Linked DNA regions of Homo sapiens: region 2 is linked to region 1. A link is an interaction called in ENCODE POLR2A ChIA-PET data of the cell type or tissue named here. Cell type or tissue: Panc1. All regions are shown on one strand.

The links. ChIA-PET counts read pairs that join two places held together with the same protein. Peaks named below come from ENCODE experiments on the same cell type or tissue, not always from the same donor. Only the 100,000 strongest peaks of a DNase experiment are listed, where the experiment ranks them.
Region 2: POLR2A ChIA-PET joins it to region 1 with 5 read pairs; 2 of 35 experiments call an interaction of 5 or more read pairs at or near these places.

What each region holds. Positions count from the first base shown.
Region 1 is chr10:95,224,559-95,228,558 of GRCh38, forward strand. It overlaps ACSM6 (acyl-CoA synthetase medium chain family member 6), which reads left to right. Exons shown (of 11, transcript NM_207321.3): 10 at 732-833. LOC107984257 (a long non-coding RNA gene) reads right to left here. Exons shown (of 10, transcript XR_007062253.1): 2 at 3,780-3,872; 3 at 990-1,153. Among named protein-coding and RNA genes, the nearest start is that of ACSM6, 32 kb to the left of the region's middle. RefSeq lists an enhancer at 2,837-3,578. In Panc1, a CTCF peak has its summit at 751; no DNase peak of the experiment used is centred here; H3K27ac peaks cover 2,811 bases.
Region 2 is chr10:95,618,509-95,622,508 of GRCh38, forward strand. It overlaps ALDH18A1 (aldehyde dehydrogenase 18 family member A1), which reads right to left. Exons shown (of 18, transcript NM_002860.4): 12 at 2,523-2,743. Among named protein-coding and RNA genes, the nearest start is that of ALDH18A1, 36 kb to the right of the region's middle. In Panc1, no CTCF peak of the experiment used is centred here; no DNase peak of the experiment used is centred here.

The sequences.
Region 1 (4,000 bases):
CCCAGCTAATTTTGTATTTTTAGTAGAGACAGGGTTTCTCCATGTTGGTCAGGCTGGTCTCGAACTCCCGACCTCAGGTGATCTGCCCACCTCGGCCTCCCAAAGTGCTGGGATTACAGGCGTGAGCCACCACGCCCAGCCAATAACTCATTATTTTCAAACTGTATTTTATTTATTCCTAACCTGCCCTCTAATTCTTAATAGGAAAAAATAACACCACCTCCTAGACTGTTATAAAACTGCCAAATCTGTTTTTAAATTTTCATGTTCTTTATATTTCTTTTCTTATACATAAGATGGCTAATTAAGTGTCCTTGTTTGAAAGGCCTTTCTGAGATGCTGGCTTTCTTAAAACTTTGTACTAACCAGGCAATGGAGCCCTTACCTGTATTGTCTTATTTCATCCTCACAATAAAGCTGTATAATAGGTGCACTTTAAATCTCTGATTTTCTAGATGAGGAAACTGAGGTACAGAGAAGTATCCAAGAATCTCAGAGTCAGAAGGTGTCAGAGTGGACATGCAAACCCAAATATTTCCAGCTCTGGCACCCTCACACTGACGACTGAACCACACTGCCTCTTAGGTTGCCCAGTATCTAAGTACACCAACCAAGCACTTTCCTGGCATCTTAAATGGGGGTAGAAAGGCTTAAGTTTAGATCTTGTGGTGTTTTAGGAAGAGCACAAGTGGTTTGTAAGGAAAATTCCTTTAGTGATTATCTAATTTCAGATTGTGGATGAAAACTCAAATCTCCTGCCTCCAGGGGAAGAAGGAAATATTGCAATCCGCATAAAACTAAACCAACCTGCTTCTCTGTACTGTCCACACATGGTAAGAAAATTTTCTTCTTTCCTAAATACTTTCATTGTTGCTACTAATCGTAGTGCCATTATTGTTGAGTACTTTATGATTTGCCAAATACTTTTGTCCCAATTTTTAATTTTGCAAATTTTTGAGTCTCCAAAAATGTTAAATAGTAGCACTCACCTACATTCACTTCTTATTAAGATTTTGCCCCATTTACTTCATATTTGCACATTTTTGATGAGACATTTGGGAGTAAATGCAGACATTATGACACTTTGTCCTTAAATATTTCAGCAGCATCCTCCTAATAAGGACTTTCTTCTTAAACATCAGCACCATCACATCTATGAAAATTAAAAATAATTATTTAATACTATCTAATATCTAGCCAATACTTAGACTTTCTCAATTGTACTCAGATGTGTTTTATACCTTTTGTAAATCCAGAATTCAATCAAAGTTCATGCATTTATTTGGTTCTCATATCTCTTTAGTTGTTTTTATCTATAACTGTTCCACCACCATGTTTTTCGTGACGTGGACATTTTGAAGAATAGAGGACGGTTGTGTTAAAAAATGCCTCACTTTCTAGGCTTACATATTGTTTCTTTATAATGAGATCCAGGATAAACATCTTTCTCAAGACTATTATGTAGATGATGTATATTTCTTATTTGCTTATGGGGGGAAACATTAGGTTGTCTCATTTTGGATGCTGATCATTTTGATCTTTTGATTAAGGAGGTGAGTGCCATTTCCATTGTAAAGGTACATTTTCCTCTTTGTAATTAGTAATAATCTGCCGTGTAACAATTTGAGACTCTGTAAATATCCTATTCTCCAATTAACTTTCACCCAATCATTTTAGCATCCATAGATGATTCTTTTCTTTTTGGAAACAATTATTAAAATAAAGAGTGGCTGGGCACAGTGGCTCATGCCTGTAATCTCAACACTTTGGGAAGCTAAGATGGACAGATCACTTGAGCCCAGGGGTTCAAGACTAGCCTGGGCAACATGGCAAAACTCCATCTCTACAAAAAAAAAATACAAAAATTAGCCAGGCATGGTGGCATGCACCTGTAGTCCCAGCTACTCAGGAGGCTGAGGTGGGAGGATAAACTGAGAGCAGGACGTCAAGAGTGTAGTGAGCTGGGTGTGATGGCACCACTGTGCTCCAGCCTGGGCAACAGAGCAATACCCTGTCTCAAAAACAAATAAATAAAATGGAGGGTGCAGAACGGTGATTTTCAAACTGCTATTTCTTATACATTAATTAGGTGGCATTATTCCATAAAGATGAGCAGTCCATTTTATCTATAAAGAGAGGCTTTCTTTTAACTACTTTTAAAATATTTATTTAGCCTTTCCTGATAATAAAACTCACTTGTGTTCAATATAGACAACTTTCAGAAATACAGAAAAGACCAAAGAAGAAAAGCATATTAACTCATAATGCCACCATTCTTAGCCACTATTAACATTTGATGTGTATATATCCTTCATTCTTTTTCTATTTATTTGTCTTGTTTTATAAAAGTGGGATTGTACTCTATCAGCTTTTGTGAAGCCTGTTTTTTTACTTATGATTTTCAGGGATCAGTAAATCTTATATGACAACTTTTTTTTTTTTTTTTGAAACAGGGTCTCACTCAGTCACCCAGGCTGGAGTGCAGTGGCACAATCTTGGCTCACTGCAACCTCCACCTCCCGGGTTCAAGCGATTCTACTGCCTCAGCCTCATGAGTAGCTGGGATTACCAGCTCTCACCACCACGCCTAGCTAATTTTTGTATTTTTAGTAGAAACAGGGTTTTACCATGTTGGCCAGGTTGGTCTGGAACTCCTGACTTCAAGTGATCCACCTGCCTCAGCCTCCCAAAATGCCAACAGCCACCGCACCCAGCCCTTATATGAAAACATTTTTAATAATTTTATAAAATCTTATCAAGGAGAACTATCATGATCTATTTAACATACCTGCTATTGTTGAAAATTTTGGTTACTTCCAATGTTTTATATTGTAAATATTTCTTCAATGAGTATCCTTGTTAACTCTTTAAATGCCTCTTTGAGTATCTCTCGTGGAGTTTTTGAGTTAAAGCCTAGGTAAAACGTTTTAAATATTTTAATAATTTCTGTGAGAGAATAATGCTGAATATTTCCAGACTGATAACACAACTTCAATACACTGAGACTTTAAAATCATGTTCTCACCCATAAGACAGATTCCAAAGAAGAGACCCAGATATCTCACATACCTACTGGGATTATTGTGCTGTTTGAGAATGAGCTGCTTACACAGCTTTTCACCAAAGTTTATTAGAACTCTAACAAGCAGGTTGTCCATTAGATCTAAGAATCTGGACACATTGGTGACGTGGTCTCTATGGCAATGAGTCAAATGCTGTTAGAATCTGGCCGGGCGCGGTGGCTCATGCCTGTAATCCCAGCACTTTGGGAGGCCAAGGCAGGCGGATCACCTGAGGTCAGGAGTTTGAGAGCAGCCTGGCCAACATGGCAAAACCCCATCTCTACTAAAAATACAAAAAAAATTAGCCGGGCTTGGTGATCGGCGCCTGTAATCCCAGCTACTGGGGAGGCTGAGACACGAGAATCACTTGAACCTGGGTGGCAGATGTTGGCAGTGAGCCGACATCACACCACTGCATTCCAACTTGCGTGACAGAGTGAGACTGTTTCAATTAAAAAAAAAAAAAGAATCTGTGAACACTCCATGGAACGATCCTGCAAAATGGGCCAATCTCATGCAAAGGGAAATTTTCACCAATCACTCTAATTGTGCTTCTGGTGTAAGAACCTTTAGCTGAAGCCACCTTTTTCTGATGGAATTTTGGTCAGGGGCGGTATGAAAATTAAAGGCACAATTCAAAGACAGGGAACAGTGATTGCATCTGATGGATGATGAGCCTGAGAAAATAGCAGCCAACACTCCTTACACATACTGTACCTGGCCTTGTGCTAAAATGCTGTGTCCATGTTGCCTCATTTAAGCCTCAGGACAAACCTCTGAGTGAAGTGCCATCATTACTCTTGTTTCTAGCTGGGACAAAAAAAAAAAAGCTGAAGTTAAGAGAAATGACCAAGGAAAGTTCTCCGTGTTTGTTGAGTTTTCTATGTGAGATCCCCTGGAGAGTGGGGATCCTGACTTATTTTTCTCAGTCTCCCCTG
Region 2 (4,000 bases), 390 kb after region 1:
TTTCACCATGTTGGCCAGGATGGTCTCAATCTCTTGACCTCGTGATTCACCTGCCTGGGCCTCCCAAAGTGCTGGGATTACAGGTGTCAGCCACTGTGCCTGGCCGACAGTTGCATTCTAATTTCCATTAACTACTGAAAGTTCTTTTTCCTAACAGATGTACTTATAGGAAGCCATCAGTGATACTGACAATAAAGGGGTCCTTTTCACATGGGCCAAGCCAGTTATTCATGAATGACAGCAGCAGGCTAACAGAGACTTGTGGTCAGAGAACAAAGTGAACCACAGGCTAAGATATTTGGAAATTTGCTCCTGCACTGTGGTATGGTAGGTTGATTTGGGTTCCAGTCCCAGTTGCACCTTACAGGTGTGACAGGAATATTACCTTCTATGAGGTTCAGTTTCTCCAGGTCTAAAATGGACATATGAACAACTACTTTAGGATACTGGAGGAATCAAGAACGTATATTACCTCAAGAACAACCTGAGAATAAAGTCTCAAAAATTATCTTTTTTTTGGTTAAAAGACCTTCACACACACACAATTGTCTTTGGGAAACCTATCTCCAGTATTGAAAATATATTCTTCAGGATACAAAATCAATGTGCAAAAATCACAAGCATTCCTATACATCAGTAACAGACAAACAGCCAAATCATGAGTGAACTCCCATTCACAATTGCTACAAAGAGAATAAAATACCTAGGAATCCAACTTACAAGGAATGTGAAGGACCTCTTCAAGGAGAACTACAAACCACTGCTCCACGAAATAAAAGAGGACACAAACAAATGGAAGAACATTCCATGCTCATGGATAGGAAGAATCAATATCATGAAAATGGCCATACTGCCCAAGGTAATTTATAGATTCGATGCCATCCCCATCAAGCTACCAATGACTTTCTTCACAGAATTGGAAAAACTACTTTAAAGTTCATACAGAACCAAAAAAGAGCCCGCATTGCCAAGACAATCCTAAGCAAAAAGAACAAAGCTGGAGGCATCATGCTACCTGACTTCAAACTACACTACAAGGCTACAGTAACCAAAACAGCATGGTACTGGTACCAAAACAGAGAGATAGACCAATGGAACAGAACAGAGGCCTAAGAAATAACACCACACATCTACAACCATCTGATTTTTGACAAACCTGACAAAAACAAGAAATGGGGAAAGGATTCCCTATTTAATAAATGGTGCTGGGAAAACTGGCTAGCCATATGTAGAGAGCTGAAACTGGATCCCTTCCTTACACCTTATACAAAAATTAATTCAAGATGGATTAAAAACTTAAATGTTAGACCTAAAACCATAAAAACCCTAGAAGAAAACCTAGGCAATATCATTCAGGACATAGGCATGGGCAAGGACTTCATGACTAAAACACCAAAAGCAATGACAGCAAAAGCCAAAATAGACAAATGGGATCTAATTAAACTAAAGAGCTTCTGCATGGCAAAAGAAACTACCATGAGAGTGAACAGGCAACCTACAGAATGGAGAAAATTTTTGCAATCTACCTATTTGACAAAGGGCTAATATCCAGAATCTTCAAATAACTCAAACAAATTTACGAGAAAAAAACAACCCCATCAAAAAGTGTGCAAAGGATATGAACAGACACTTCTCAAAAGAAGACATTTATGCAGCCAACAGACACATGAAAAAATGTTCATCGTCACTGGTCATCAGAGAAATGCAAATCAAAACCACAATGAGATACCATCTCATGCCTGTTAGAATGGCATTCATTAAAAAGTCAGGAAACAAGATGCTGGAGAGGATGTGGAGAAACAGGAACACTTTTACACTGTTGGTGGGAGTGTAAACTAGTTCAACCATTGTGGAAGACAGTGTGGCAATTCCTCAAGGATCTAGAACTAGAAATACGATTTGACCCAGCCATCCCATTACTGGGTATATACCCAAAGGATTATAAATCATGCTACTGTAAAGACACATGCACACGTATGTTTATTGTGGCACTATTCACAATAGCAAAGACTTGGAACCAACCCAAACGTCCATCAATGATAGACTGGATTAAGAAAACGTGGCACATATACACCATGGAATACTATGCAGCCATAAAAAAGGGTAAGTTCATGTCCTTTGCAGGGACATGGATGAAGCTGCATGATTCTCTTGAGAGAATCTCAGCAAACTCTCACAAGCACAGAAAACCAAACAATGCATGTTCTCACTCGTAGGTGGGAACTGAACAATGAGAACACTTGGACACAGGGTGGGGAACATCACACACTGGGGCCTGTCGGGGGGTGGGGGACTGGGGGAGGGATAGCATTAGGAGAAATAACTAATGTAAATGACGAGTTGATGGGTGCAGCAAACCAATATGGCACATGTATACCTATGTAACAAACCTGCACGTTGTGCACATGTACCCTAGAACTTAAATTAAAAAAAAAAAAAAAGAAAAGAAAATATATTCTTCCTCCAATATCCACACCAGCCCCCAATGGCAGGGTATTTATTCTCCCGGGGTATATACACACCTGGGGTAGACAGTCAGGACGAGATTCAAAGATCACCAGCAGAACTCCAATTGGGACAGTCACTTGTTCCAGTTCCAAGTTTTTGGCGATTCGGGTGCGGCGCAAAACACGTCCCACGCTGTCCTGGGAGGAGGCTGCGATCTGTCGCAGACCGATGGCCAGGCTGTTCAATTTGGATGTGGAGAGGCTTAAACGTTTCAGCAGAGGAGCTGCAAGTCTCCCTGAAAAGCCATTAAGAGGATATGATAAAGTAGCAGACCTGGCAGGCTACAGCTACCAACCGATGTGTCTTTTTTTTTTTTTTTTTGAGACAGGGTCTCACTCTGACGCCCAGGCTGGAGTGCAGTGGCATGATCTAGGCCCAATGCAACCTCTGCCTCCTGGGTTCAAGCGATTCTCCCACCTCAGCCTCCTTAGTAGCTGGGACTACAGGCATGCACCACCAGGCCTGGCTTATTTTTGTAGAGATGGGGGTTTCACCAGGTTGGCCAGGTTGATCTCGAACTCCTCAACTCAAGTGATCCACCTGCCTCGACCTCCCAAAGTGCTGGGATTACAAGTGCGAGCCACCGTGCCTGGCCCAACTGATGTGTCTTGATGTTTTACTGAACATGTGGGACTGCATTAGGAACAGACTTGGGAAGACAATGACATGCCACTTAAACTGTCTTTCTTGGGGGTCCATTTGGTAGTACATAGCATCATGTAAAGCTGTGTACCCTGATACCCTTTGTCCCAGCAATTTCAGTTCCAGAAATTTATCATTTGTATGAACAGAAAGGCATGTAATAAGGATACTTAGCATGGCATTTTTGTAATGCTGAGAAATTGAATTCTACCTAAATATTCAGACAATGGTTTATAATTCAGTTATTATAAATAATATATCTAGGTTCACTGACATGGAGAGCTGTCTAGGATATAGTCTACGAAAAAGGCAAACTATAAAACAGCATGTATGATATGATCTTATTTATCAAACACTGCACATATATGTGTGCACGGGAAGAAATCTGGAACGCATCCAGAATAGTAATAATCTATCTTTCTATTTTTTTTATAATGAGTGAATTATTTTTATAATCAGAACCAACAAAGATGTTTTCTTCTAAAATAAAATGTTAAATATTTTGGGAAGGAGAACAGAATTTTAAAAAAGAAAACTTTTTTCCTTTTTTTCTTTTAGAGACAGGGTCTCAGTGTGCCGCCCAGGCTAGACTGCAGTGGTGCAATCATAGCTCACTGAAGCCTTGAACTCCGGGGCTCAAGTGATCCTCCTGCTTCAGTCTCCAGAGTAGCTAGGACTACAGGCACGTATCACCATGGCTGGCTAATTTTAAAACATATTTTGTAGAGATAGGGGGTCTCACTATGTTGCCCAGGCTGGTCTCGAACTCCTGGGCTAAAGTGATTCCTCTGTCTCCACTTCCCAAAGTGCTGGGATTACTGGTATGAGCGACCATGCTTGGCTGAAAAAA